Regions from separate parts of the Homo sapiens genome. Here regions 1 and 3 are each linked to region 2. Evidence: chromatin contacts called from ENCODE Hi-C or POLR2A ChIA-PET data. All regions are on one chromosome and are shown on one strand. Each heading gives the region's core, a stretch centred on a gene start or an enhancer-like site at or near the end of the contact. The rest is flanking DNA. Distances are from core to core; before and after follow the strand shown.

Region 1 (4,736 bases), core at 2,167-4,666, 250 kb after region 2:
ACTTTATGTGTGGCCCAAGACAATGCTTCTTCTTCCAATGTGGCCCAGGGAAGCCAAAAGTTTGGGCACCCCTGAAGGACATCACTCCTAATTCTCCTGTTTCTTTCCTGCATCATCAATTTCCTCCTTTCTACTGTATCATTCTCTCTCTCTCTCTCTTTTTTTTTTTTTGAGACAGACTCTCGCTCTGTTGCCCAGGCTAGAGTGCATTGGTGCAATCTTGGCTCACTGCAACCTCTGCCTCCCGGGATCAAGCGATTCTCCTGCCTCAGCCTCCCAAGTAGTTGGGATTACAGGCACACACCACCGCACCTGGCTAATTTTTGTATTTGTTTTTAGAGACGGGGTTTCACTTTGTTGGCCAGGCTGGCCTTGAGCTCCTGACCTCAAGCGATCCACCTGTCTCAGTGTCCCAAAGTGCTGGAATTACAGGTGTGAGCCACCGCGCCCGGCCCTACAGTAGCATTCTCACTGGCATGCAACAAACCAGTAATTCTCCCATCTTAAGAAAACAGTGCATTAGGAAAACAGATCCCACATCCCCTTCCAGGTGCTGGACCTTTACAGTAAAACTCAAAAGAACAGTCAATACTTGCTATCATCAATTCTCCTTTTTCTTGTCTCTTCATTCCAATTCTGATTGCAAATACTTCTTAGGAATTCCTTGGGATGGCAGAGTCATGAGAGGAAGATCCACTTCAGAGAGGGGAGAGATGAAACCCTGGAGCACACTTTATTCCTGAGGTTCTAATAGGGGACTAAGAAAATACTTTTGATTTATGTGGGAGAAATCATTGAACACGTGAAGGATATAAATGTCTTCTGTAGTTAAAAAAGGAACCATTGGAATCAGGTAAACTGGCATGTATTAGGTACTGTAACGTCAGATGTCATAACAAACAAACCTCAAATTGTATAATGGCTCAGACACAGTAAGTTTATGTTTCACCACATAAAGTCCAAAACAGATGTTCCTGATTAATGGGCAGCTCTTCTCCAAGTGGCGGTTCAGGCACCCGGACTCCTCCCATTTGTGGTTCTGCTGTTGTTAACAGATCGCCGTGTTCATCTACATCAAGTCATAAAAGGGAAAATAGAAGCAGGCCTGGAGCGTGGGAAACTTTTTTGGTCCAAGCCTGGAAGTTGGGTGCATCAGCTCTGATCACATTCCATTAGCCAGAATTCAGACACCTGACCTCACCTGTTTGCAAGGAAGGCTGGGAAACAGAAGAGGTGTACTCAAGAAGAGGAAATAGGTTTGGCAAAGAGCCAGCCAGGCTCTGCAAATAATGGACATCCTCCAAGGAACAATGATTGGGCAAAGAGAAGATGACTTACCCTCCAGGACTTTGTTCTGAATAAGCAGCTTGTCCTGGCCTGGATTTCCGAGCAAGTCCCATTGTAAAACCACAATTGCTCTTTCTTCAAGAAGAAAACCCTTAGAAAAGCAAACAATTCTACACATTCCATCTACCTCTTCTGCCATTTGATATGTTTTGTGGGTTTCCAATTGGCTTTTTGGTATTCTATAAAAATGAGAGTCATCTTATAGCCTGTAGGGTGAGGGTGTGAGTAGCATGGCTATATCCTAAGTCTCAGAGATACGGGCTCTGCTACCAACTGGCAGTGAAGCTTGACTACCAGGCCCTGTGCCCTTGGGACTCAGGCCCTGACTCTGTGAAATGGGACTGGTCATGCCTGCCACTGCCAGGCTATTTGAGGATCAACAACTTGCACATTCGCAGCTCCAAATGATCTTTACAACAGCCTTTGGTGATTGAAAGGGTATAAATGCCCCTTGCACATTTCACAGATGGAACACCCGAGCTGGACGGTGACATGCTTGACCCAGGGAAACTCCAACTCCCAGTCCCCAGACAAGAGGTAGTGGCTGAAACTGAGAGGAGGTGACATCTTATAGGGAAGGAAGCAGAAAGGGGAAGCAGAAAAGCATGAGGAATGGTGTGAGGGGAAGAAAGAAGAAGAAAATGTATGGACGTTTATCCCAGAGCCCAGGGTTCTTTCCGTAGTGCCTCCCAACCCTCGGTTCCCTGTTATTTACTCACCCTGAAGCCTGGTAATCTGGACACAGATGGAGAATTATAGAGAAGACCAGGGGGGAACCAAGAGCGTTTGGAATCTCAGGAGCCTTCAAACTGGACAATGAACAGTGTCATCTCTTTCTGTGGTCAGTGGCCACCTACCTAAGGAATGGGTCCCCCAGGACCAACCATGTGTCAGAAGGCTCCTCCTCTTGCCCTTCTTTTAGTGTGGGATCCTGGAAGTCACTGTCACAGGGATGCTGTATCTACATGGGCTTGGACTCCTCGTACGGAAAGAATTATTATTTTCTCAAGTGGTAAAATGTTAACAGTTGGTGGATCAGGATGATGGAAATACAGGAAATACAGGATTTCTTTACTCTATTTTTGCAAATTTGCTGTAAGTTTGAAATTACTAGAAGATAAAAAGTTAAAAAATAAAAAAAGAAGAAGAAGAACAAGAGCTGGGCATGGTGGCTCACACCTGTAATCCCAGCACTTTGGGAGGCCGAGGCAGGCGGATCACAAAGTCAGGAGTTTGAGACCAGCCTGGCCAATATGGTGAAACCCCATCTCTACTAAAGATACAAAAATTAGCCAGGCGTGTTGGTGGGTGCTTGCAGTCCCAGCTACTCGGGAGGCTGAGGCAGGAGAATTGCTTGAATCCGGGAGGCAGAGGTTGCAGTGAGCAGAGATTACGCCACTGCACTCCAGCCTGGGTGACAGAGCAAGACTCTGTCTCAAAAAAAAAAAAAAAAAAAAAAAAAAAAGAAGAAGAAGAAGAAGAAGAAGAACCCAGAAACCCCCTCATGACCTCTTCCATCACAACCCCTCTGCTGCCACCACCAAGGAAAGCCCATTCTGGCTCCTAATACCTAAACTAGTTATTTCTATTTGAATCATAGAAAAAGTGACTGGGTGCACTGGGTGCTCATGCCTCTAATCCCAGCACTTTGGGAAGCTGAGGTAGGAGGATTACCTGAGCCCAAGTTCGAGACCAGCCTAGGCAATGTAGTGAGGCCCCATCTCTCCAAAAAAAAAAAAAAAAATACAAAAATTAGCCAGGCATGGTGATGCAAGCCTGTGGCCCCTAGCTACTAGAGAGACTGAGGTGGGAGGATCACTTGAGCCTGGGAGGCCAAGGCTGCAATGAGCCGGGGGGGGTGACAGAGAGAAACACTGTCTCAAAAAAACAAACAAACAAAGAACAGAAAGAAACACTGAATCATACAGAAAGCATTCCTTTATGCCTGACTTCTTCTCTTTTTTTGAGACAGCGTCTCGCTCTGTCACCCAGACTGGAGTCCGGTGGCACGATCACGGTTCGCTTCAGCCTCAACCTCAGCTATCCTCCCACCTCAGCTCCCCTAGCAGCTAGGACTACAGGCATGAGCCACTGCACCTGGCCTGTGCCTGACTCCTTTCATTCAACATTATGTTTAGGAGATTCAGCCATGTCTTTGCTTGCCCTTTTACTTCATTCTCATTCCTCCACAGTATTCCATTGTAAGAATGTATCACATATAGATGGGACTTCCAGAATGACTGAGTGAGGAAGCTCTGAAACACCCACCCACCCACACAAAGCCCTCATTCTTTTCTCATTAAAGTTCAAGACTTTTCAAAGTAAACACTTCTCAATTTGTTACATACTGTGTTAGTTTTTTCTTTTTTCTTTTTTTGAGACAGAATCTCACTCTGTCACCCATTATTCTACCTACTACTTATAATTTTGATCAATCTCCAGTTTTCAAATGATTATTTTTTCTCACAGTTTTGCAGTTTTGTTATAAGTTTTTGTAGTTTGTTATAAGTTCTGCTAAGTTTTGTATTTTTAGTAGAAATGGGGTTTTTCCATGTTGGCCAGGCTAGTCTCAAACACCTGACCTCAGGTGATCCACCCGCCTCAGCCTCCTACAGTGCTGGAATTAGAGGCATGAGCCACCGTGCCCTGCCAAGAAAAATTATTTTTAAGAGAACCAATAGAAATTCTGGATTTGAAAAGTATAGTGTCTAAAATGAAAATTTCCCTGGAGGGGCTTAAAAGCAAATTTGAGCTGACAAAATAAAGAATTGGCAATCTTGAGGATAGATCAGCAGAGATTATACAAGCTGAATAATGGAGAGAAAAAAGACTGAAGAAAATGAACAGAGACTAAGAAGCCTTGGCCCATCATCAAATGCACCAACATCCAGGTAACAGGACTCTGAGAAAGAGGGAAAAAATAGAGAAATGGGCAGAAAAAATATTCAAAGAAAAAAATGGCTGAAAAATTCCAAAATTTGATGATAACATTAATCTACACATCCTAGAATCTGAATGAGCCAGAAGTAGGATAGACTCAAAGAGATCCACACATGAGCACGTTATAATTAAACTGTTGAAAAGAAGAAAATAAAAACTTGAAAGCAGAAAAGAAAATCCATCATATACACAGAAATGACAGTAAGATTAACACATGACTTTTGTCCAAAACAATGGAGAAATACACAACAAACTAGGAATAGAAGGAAACTACCTAAGCATAGTTATGTGCAGATTAAAACAAACCTGATAGTGAAAGACTGAAAGCTTGTTCTCTAAGACCAGGAATAAGTAAGGATGCCTGCTTTCACCACTTCTAATAACATAGTACTGGAATCCTAGCCAGAGCAATTAGGCAAGAAAGAGAAATAAAAGGCATCCATATTGAC
Region 2 (4,310 bases), core at 815-3,314:
CACCCTCACCTGACCTGCAGTGTGGGTTCTACCTCCCAGCACCTCCCAGAGCCTCGCCCCTCCCTTTATTCCTGCTGGCAGCATGACCCAGGTGTGGTGGCTCATCATCACCTGCTGCTGATGCCCAAGCACAATCTAGGACAGCTACTCCTCCCTGGATGCCACTCCAACCTGCCTCCACCCCCTGCCAGAGTGATCTTCTTGAAACACCACTTGGATCAGGAACTCCCCTGGTCAAAGAGCTTCAGTATCTCCCTACTTCCCGAGCACCATAATTGGCTCTTCCTTATTTTTCTGGTTTCTCTCCAGCTCCTCCCACCGCCACTCTGCTCACCAAGCCCACTCTCCTGCATTCTCTCTCTACCCCCACCACACCCAACCCCAAGCCTGTGCCACTTCCCCTCCCTTTTCTCCTGCCTAACCCTGTTCAACACTGTGGTCTTGGTGTAGAAGTCACCTCCCACAGGAAACCCTCCTGCCCTGCACCACCCGGGCCAGGCTGGGTGACACCTCTCTCCCCACTCTAACATCTGCTAGCGGAAGCAGCCAAGCCCACAGGCTCCAGGCACTCCAGAGAGGTCTGTGTTCTTGCAGCCTGGGTTCCTGGGTAAGGGAACAAATGCAGGGCCTGTCTGAGACCAGAGGCTCCCACTGTGCCAGGCACAGCCTGAAAGCAGGTCTGGCGTGCTTCTGAGAAGCAGGCTTCTCAGCCTTAGCAAAGCTTTCCCTGGACCAAGCCTGGAGGGTGTAGAGAACCACGTTGAGACCACGGAGTCTAACCCCAGGCCCTTCCCCCGTTTTCCTTCCAGGAGCAAGCAACCTAAGCCACCCAGATTTTTGTTTAACCCAATGGCCTTCTCCATAAAGGACGAGTTGAATTTCCTACCCATGCAGGGGATGAGAGGCCTTGGAGTCTAATGTGACATAAAAATTAATATGACATTTTTGCACCTCCGAGCTTGACCACACACATCTCATTATGTTATCACTGCCTGATACTTCTCCACTCCCCAGCAAATGGTGAGCCAAAGGTGGGGGAGTGAAGTGGCAGAAACGGGAACTGGGTCTCCTTCCTTCATAGGGTACCCTGGAGCTGAGCAAGTCCTGGCTCAACAGAAGGTCTCACTGCATGTTGGATAGACAGAGAGTAGATGGACAGGTGTTTGAACATTGGATGGATGGATGGATGGATGGATGGATGGATGGATGAATGGATGGATGAAGAGAAGAGCCCACAGACATTAGAATGGACAGATGAGTGGATGAAGGAGGAAGGAAGGATGGATGGATGGAGGGATGGATGGATAGATGGACAGATGGACACGCAGACATTAGAATGGATAGATGGACGGATGAATGGATGGAGGCTGGACGGATGGATGACGGGTGGAGGACAATGGACAGATGGATAGTCAGATGAATGGCTGGATGAAGGAACAGATGAGTGGATAGATGAGGAAATAGAAGATAAAGCGATAATGGATGGATGGGCAGACAAAAGAATGAACAGATAAATGGATGAATGGACAAAAGTATAAATGGATGGGTGAATGTTAGAACAACAGACAGCCCAACAGATGGATGGACACACTTACCAATGTTCTTCTTTAACAGGACTGGGAAAGTCAAGCCAGGGCCTCAGACCTGCTCTTGTTGGAAATGCTCCACCTCATAGATGGCAGGGATGTCATCGCCACCCACAGGCGCTAGGATGAGGGAAGAAGGCAGAAGTGGCCAGCCCTGACCCCTGGTGGTTGCTATGGGAATGATCACCCCAGAGCCTGGCTTGGCTGCGGGAAGCTGGAAAGGGTGGGACATTCCAGCACACTCTGATCTTCTGTCATCCAGGCAGGCTCCCATCAAAACGTTCTTGGACACAGTTTGCCACATCTATAGTGTGCTAGGCACCAAACCAGGAGTTTTCTTACACTCTGAGGGCCTAGTCTTGGCCAAGCCCTGCTAGAGAGAGCTGCTGGGGCCACTGTGGACAGGTGACTCATACGGCATACATTTATGCATTGCTTGTCACGCCAGGCTGCGAGCCAGCCCACTCACTCCTTTCTCATCAGCCTTTGAAGTAACACCCAGGACAACCCCCATTTGACAGGTGAGAATACAGAGCCTCAGAGAGGCCAAGAGGCTTGCATGGGGCTGTAGCAAGTGAGGGGCAGAACCCAGGCTGTCAGGGAATCTCCCCCTCACCCTGCCCACCCTTAACGACCTTGCTCCCTGCCTCCCCGCCAGACCCTGTGGGGAGGAAAATTGAGGTTGATGTTCTAAGCATGCCGGCCTCAGCATGAACACACACACAGCCCCTCCCACCTCAGATATCCCTGTCCAGTAGGGTCACTCCCAACCTCTCATGGTTCTGGTGGGGAAGCAGAGCCTGGTGTGATCTCGGCTCCAGCACTGAGTAGCTGTATGACCCTGGGCGAGCCACTTAACCTGTCTGTGCTTCAGCTCCTCATGCGTGTTCCCAGTATGATACTAAACACAGGGCTGGTGTCAACATTCAATGAGCAAAAATATTTAGAGAGCATCTGACTCACCGGGAGTGTTTCCTCTTATCATTGCTAGGGAGGAAATGGGCTTGGAGAAGAAAAAGCCTGAATATGGAAGACATAGCAGTTTCCCCCACGCTGTTTCATCATTTTTCAAAAATACGGTGGTATCATCACTCTTCTTAGAAACAGTGCCCCCTCCTTTGCCTGCAAACAAAATCCAAATTCCTGAGTCTCCCCTACCCTTCCCTACCTCCCCTCCCCAGAGGCATCCTGAATTTTGTATGTGCCCTTTACAGCTCTGTCTGTATAGTTCAGTGCAGTATAAATGTTTAGATATGTATTACTTACTTTTTCTTGGCATTAAACCATTATTAAAAAGGTATGGGCTGGGCACGGTGGCTCACGCCTGTAATCCCAGCACTTTGGGAGGCCGAAGTGGGCAGATCAACTTGAGGCCAGGAGTTTGAGACCAGCCCGGCTAACATGGTAAAAATCAGTCTCTACTAAAAATACAAAAAATTAGCCAGGTATGGTGGCACACGCCTATAACCCCAGCTACTTGGGAGGCTGAGGCAGGAGAATTGCCTGAGCCTGGAATACAGAGGTTGCAGTGAGCCAAGATTGCACCCCTGTGCTCCAGCCTGGGTGTGACAGGGCAAGACACTGTCTCCAAAAAAAAAAAAAAATGGTATTGACCAAGTGTGGTGGCTCATGCCTGTAATCTCAGCCTGGGCAACATAGTGAGACCCCCATCTCTACAAAAAAAAAAAAAAAAAAAAGCTGGGTGTGGTGGTGTGCTTGTAGTCCCAGCTACTCCAGAGGCTCAGGCGGGAGGATCACATGGCCTCCATGGTAAAATCCCATCTCTACTAAAAATACAAAAATTAGCTGAGCATGGTGGTGAGCACCTGTAGTCCCAGCTATTCGGGAAGCTGAAGCAGAAGAATTGCTTGAACCCAGGAGGTGGAGGTTGCAATGAGCCAAGGTCACACCACTGGAATCCAGCCTGGGCAATAGAGTAAGAGTCTGCCTCAAAAAAAAAAAAAAAAAGTAAAATAAATAAGTAAATTTTTTAAAGGTATGAAACTGTAGTCGCTGGAACTTTTTTTTTTTTTTTTATCAGCATTTATGTGTCTTAGCTTTGCCCACGCTGTGGCCGGTAGCTGCGGTCCATTTGCTTTCAGAGGTTTAGAATGCTGTGTTCTGTGACGATACCACAAGGCCACTCTCCTATCAAGGGGAAGTCGGGCTGTTTCTGTGATTACTAACAACGCTGTTATGAACATTCTCAGGTGCATCTCTAGGAACACTGCAAGGCTTCCCCTTAGATATAATTGGGAGGTAGATTTGCCAGAGCATAGGTGTGCCAGTGTGCCTCTATACCAGTGATCCCCAACCTTTTGGGCACCAGGGACTGGTTTCATGGAAGACAATTTTTCCACAGATTCGGGGGGCAGAGTGGGGAATGGTTTCAGGATGAAACTGTTCTGCCTCAGATCATCAGGCATTAGATTCTCATAAGGAGCCCACAACCTAAATCCCTCACATGCACAGTTCACAATAGGGTTCTCAGTCCTATGAGAGCCTAACGCTACCACTGATCTGACAGGAGGTGGGGCTCAGGTGATAATGTTTCCTCCCCAGCCAGTTCATGGCCTGGGGGTTGGGGCCCCCTGCTCTACACGAAGAGAAATGCCAAACTGCTTTTCCAAAGTGCTTGAACTAATTACACTCTCACCAGCAATTTTGAGAGTTCCTGTTGATCCACGTCCTCGCCAACATTTAGCAGTGTCAGACATCATAATG
Region 3 (4,123 bases), core at 1,607-4,106, 140 kb after region 2:
CAAGTGATTCTCGTGCCTCAGCCTCCCGAGTAGCTGGGATCACAGGCACCCGCCACCACTCTCAGGCTCACTTTTGTATTTTTAGTAGAGACGGAGTTTCGCCATGTTGGCCAGGCTGGTCTCAAACTCCTGACCTCAAGTGATCGCCCGTCTTGGCCTCCCAAAGTGCTAGGATTACAGGCGTGAGCCATCATGCCCAGCCTATTATAAAAATTTTCAAACACGCAAATTGAAAGAATTATGGAATGAACACCTGTATATCTGCCACTAGGTTCAACACATCTGTCATGTTCTTCATTCATCCATCTTGATTTTCAGTGCATTTGTTGCAGATATCAGTATTATTCACCTCTAAACATTTTAGCATCAAAGACTTCTACGTTCACTGTTTTGTTATTCAGATGCCATTTACACACAATGAAATGCATAAATCTTAAGTGTACCATTCTATGAGTTTTGACAAATGTATACACTTGCACAACCTAAACCCAATCTAAACAGAGAACATTACTGTCACCCCAGAAAGTTCCCTTATGCCTTTTCAGTCATTCCCCATTCATACTGTTCTGAATTTTTCACTCTAGGTTAGTTTTTGCTTGTCTTAGTTTTGCCTGTCCTAAGATTTCATCTATATGTACATGTTTCAGTAAAGCTTCTTTCACTTAGGACTATATATGTGTGTGTATATATATATATTTATTTATTTTAAGTTTAAATAGAGACAGAGTCTTGCTATGTTGCCCAAGATGGTCTTGAACTCCTCGGCTCAAGCAACCCTCCCACCTCAGCTTCCCAAAGTGCTGGGATTACAGGTGTGAGCCACCACACCTGGACCACTTAGTATATTTTTGAGATTGATCCATATTTTTATGCCTATCAGTATATCTGGCAAAGATTCTCTCCTTGATCAGGCTCTAACCAGGCTCCTCTGAGCCCTCTTCTTATCTAGGCCTCAACCTTGGCCTATAAAGACTTGAACACACACTAACATAAGCATCACTCAGGGCCACATCCCTTAAGATAACCCTACCCCCCTTTAAAGTGCCTGCCTGAGAAAACTCAAGGCTGTCAAAAAAAATTTTACTGTTTGTTCAGGCTAACACTTAAGAAGGATAGGGCTTGTCTCCCTGTGGGAAAACAGAATCCTAACTTTGTTAACTGCCAGCTAGCAGACCAATCTTATTTATAATTATTCACTATCCTGACTCTACTGAGTCCCCACCTGCCTTCCTCCCTCCTCCCTCATTTTTTCTTTGAAACACCCAGTGACTTCTGCATGCTCTAAACTCAAGGTTGGGCTCCGTTCATGCTAGACTCTTTTCCCTATTGCAATAGTTATTACTGATTAAAAATGGTCCTTATCACTTTAGTGTCCAGCTTTCTCTTTGACTGATTTTTAGTTTTTATTGCAGAATAGTATTCCATAAAAAAAATACTATTCTGTTGCTAGACAACTGGACTGTTTCTGTGTTTGGCTACTATGAATAAAATTGCTATGAATATACTTGTACTAACTTTTTTGTAGACACATACCTTCATTTCTCTTGGTGGATTTGCGGGGTCATAGACATTACTTTTACTACACATCTTTAGTTTGGAATTTTGTATAAATACAACAAAAGGGGGCTAGGCGGTGGCTCATACCTGTAATCCCAACACTTTGGGAGGCTGAGGCAGGCAGATAACTTGAGGTCAGGAGTTTTGGACTAGCCTGGCCAACATGGTGAAACCCCGTCTACTAAAAATAAAAAATTAGCTGGGCATGGTGGCACAACCCCAGCTACTAGGAAGGCTGAGGCAGGAGAATCACTTGAACCCAGGAGGTAGAGGCTGCAGTGAGCCGAGATTGTACCACTGCACTCCAGCCTGGGTGACAGAGTGAGACTCTGTCTCAACAACAAAATTAAGCCAAGTAGGGTGGCACGCACTTGTAGTCCCAGCTCCTTGGGAGGCTGAGGAGCCAGACCCTGTCTCAGAAAAAAAAAAAAAAGAAAAAAAAGAAACAGAATAGTATGTGCCAAAATATCAATATTTTAATACATGTACTGAAAGATACGGCACAAATATCCGCAAAACTTTGAAAAGGAAGGAGCAGATGCAAAGTATGACTGTAGTACCACTGAGGGTCATGAGAAGATTTTAGGTGAAATACAGGTGAACGTTTCATCAGTTATGTATGTATGCTAAAGTGTTAATGCATACGTTCTAATTAAGGAAGGCGATATTAGTTTTCCATTTATGACAATGATATAAAGTTTCCTCTTTAAGAACTCCTATTTAAAAATAAAAATACTGAGTACATAGTGGCAAAGGTGGTAAGAGAGTATCACAGAATTCGTGAAGTGGTGAGGAAACGGCTGGCTTTCGGGAAACAATGGACTAGGCTCTCTGTGGCCGTGTCCACCTGTCCTTCCAGTGGACTTGGCAATGGACTTGAGAATGGGTCTGCGACTGCCAGTTCTGTAACCAACAGGCTCAGGCTGCGTGACTTTCGTACCCCGAGCCCTCTCTGAGGCTCTGCCAACTCCATGAAATGGGGGTGACAGGCCCTGCCCCGCTGCATCTGCCCCTCACAGACAGCGGAGCAGGGCCGAAGCTAGCCAGGCGGCTCGCCCGAGCCCGCGCCGATGCCCTTCACCTCACCTTGCTCGTGGGCCGCCCCAACGGCCTCTTCCCCCCACCGTCGAACCCAGCTGAAGCCGGCCTCGCGCCCCCTCCGCGCTCCCCGCCTCTCCCCGGCTTGGCAGCCCCCTCACCGGGCAGGCATCGCAGCTGCAGGAGCCTCCAGCCCGCCCGGCCAAGCGCACCAGATACCGCCGCCGCCGCCATTTTGGAAGCGGGCACGTCGCCCACGGCGACGCGACCGGTAGCTACGGGACCACGGCCCTAAGGAGGGCGGAAGTCGTCGCTCCGTGGAGCCTCCTCCTCTCGCGAGAGGCGCAAGGCGTGGAGTCGACGGCTGGAGAGAAGCCGGGAGCGAGCCCAGGCGGCAGGTGAGAGTGGTGGGGGCCAGCTGAGCGCCAGAGCTCCCTCAACTGTCCCCTCCCGGCCCACCCTCGTTCCCACATCCTCTCATTTTCTCTTCCCACCCCGTTCCTCGATGGGAACGCAGCCACGGCCGCCCCGCTGAAAGCCCCGGCTGGTTTATTCCTGAGAAGTCGGTGTGAGGGGCCAGGGCCGGCCCTAACCTCCCTGGGGTCCTGACTGGGAATTTCTGCCGTTCCCCGGCTGCCTCGTCCCTTGCGCAGCCGGCCCTACTCTGAGGCCCCGGGGACACCACGCTGAGGAGAAACGGCTCCGAGCTTGGGATCGGGGAGACCTGGTTCTGAGACCCGGTCCTACCAGTAGCCAATCGTTGTGACCTTGGGCCTCAGTCCCCGTGACGTTTTGGTCCCTGGGGGTTCCTGGCAGCAAAGCACGAAAGCCTTGGAGTCGGGGGGTACCTGAGCTCACGATTGTAATTTCGAACCTGCAACTTGTCCGAACCCCCAGCGTGTTGAGTTGATATAATTAAGTATCCAGATCGGAAGGATGCTTGTTACTAGAACAGACAGCTAGGCCTTTGTCCAGAAGGATTGATTGAGTGGGTCTGGGTGTGGTCCAGGAATCTCATTTTAACCACTCCCTCGGGTGATTTGTAGGATCTGCAAGTTCGGGAAAGGCTGGTGCCCTTCATTCTGACATTACTGAGTGCCAAGCTCTGGATGGCTCAAGGAGGTCACGGTCTAGCCACTAACAGAGCACTTCACGGGGGTGTCATCAGAGAAGGCTTAGTAGGAAGAAGTAAACGGTTTTTGGGCTAAGAGTAACTGACGACAAGAGCATGTGATTCTGTCGATTTTGTGTTTGCAGTCAGACCCCATCATTGTGTCTGTTAAAGTTGTGCTTTGCACACCCCTTGTCAAATCTAGTCTTTTCAGAATATCCGGCTCCCCCCTGCACGGGTGCGGGGAAGACCTCCTAAGCCAAAACTTACCCCAAAGGTTAAAATTTTAGATCCATATTTCTGGTTTTAGGTAAAACACTCCTCTCCATAAGGATTTGTTTCTGAGTTCTATCCATCCATCTTTGAATGAGCCTTTCCTGTGGAAACTAACATTTGGGTATCCTTTCTGAAACCCTA

Evidence for each region. A loop is a pair of places that touch in the nucleus more often than their neighbours do. ChIA-PET counts read pairs that join two places held with the same protein, here RNA polymerase II (POLR2A). Pooled maps may share reads with other maps.
Region 1: a loop to region 2 is called in a pooled map, with 7 times the contacts of the local background. The contact joins two enhancer-like sites. A Hi-C loop is called at or near these places in 1 of 168 maps with a recorded cell type or tissue (GM12878), 9 of 37 single-sample maps with no recorded cell type and 4 of 50 pooled maps. POLR2A ChIA-PET finds 5 or more read pairs at or near these places in 3 of 52 experiments (activated T-cell, activated naive CD4-positive, alpha-beta T cell and endothelial cell of umbilical vein).
Region 3: a loop to region 2 is called in a pooled map, with 4 times the contacts of the local background. The contact joins the promoter of COQ9 here to the enhancer-like site in region 2. A Hi-C loop is called at or near these places in 5 of 50 pooled maps. POLR2A ChIA-PET finds 5 or more read pairs at or near these places in 2 of 52 experiments (GM10248 and activated CD4-positive, alpha-beta T cell).

The regions. Positions count from the first base shown.
Region 1 is chr16:57,338,396-57,343,131 of GRCh38, reverse strand. No RefSeq gene overlaps it. Among named protein-coding and RNA genes, the nearest start is that of CCL22, 18 kb to the left of the region's middle. Within about 2 kb of position 3,416, at least 2 of the 41 ENCODE cell types and tissues checked have a DNase peak (open chromatin) inside an H3K27ac peak, as active enhancers do.
Region 2 is chr16:57,589,010-57,593,319 of GRCh38, reverse strand. The region is part of intron 1 of LOC105371291 (a long non-coding RNA gene); the gene reads left to right. Among named protein-coding and RNA genes, the nearest start is that of ADGRG1, 37 kb to the left of the region's middle. RefSeq lists an enhancer at 329-408 and a silencer at 3,612-3,681. Within about 2 kb of position 2,064, at least 13 of the 41 ENCODE cell types and tissues checked have a DNase peak (open chromatin) inside an H3K27ac peak, as active enhancers do.
Region 3 is chr16:57,446,212-57,450,334 of GRCh38, reverse strand. It overlaps COQ9 (coenzyme Q9), which reads right to left and starts at 2,856. Exons shown (of 9, transcript NM_020312.4): 1 at 2,757-2,856. The coding sequence starts at 2,829. It overlaps CIAPIN1 (cytokine induced apoptosis inhibitor 1), which reads left to right and starts at 2,950. Exons shown (of 9, transcript NM_020313.4): 1 at 2,950-2,993. RefSeq lists an enhancer at 2,744-3,038.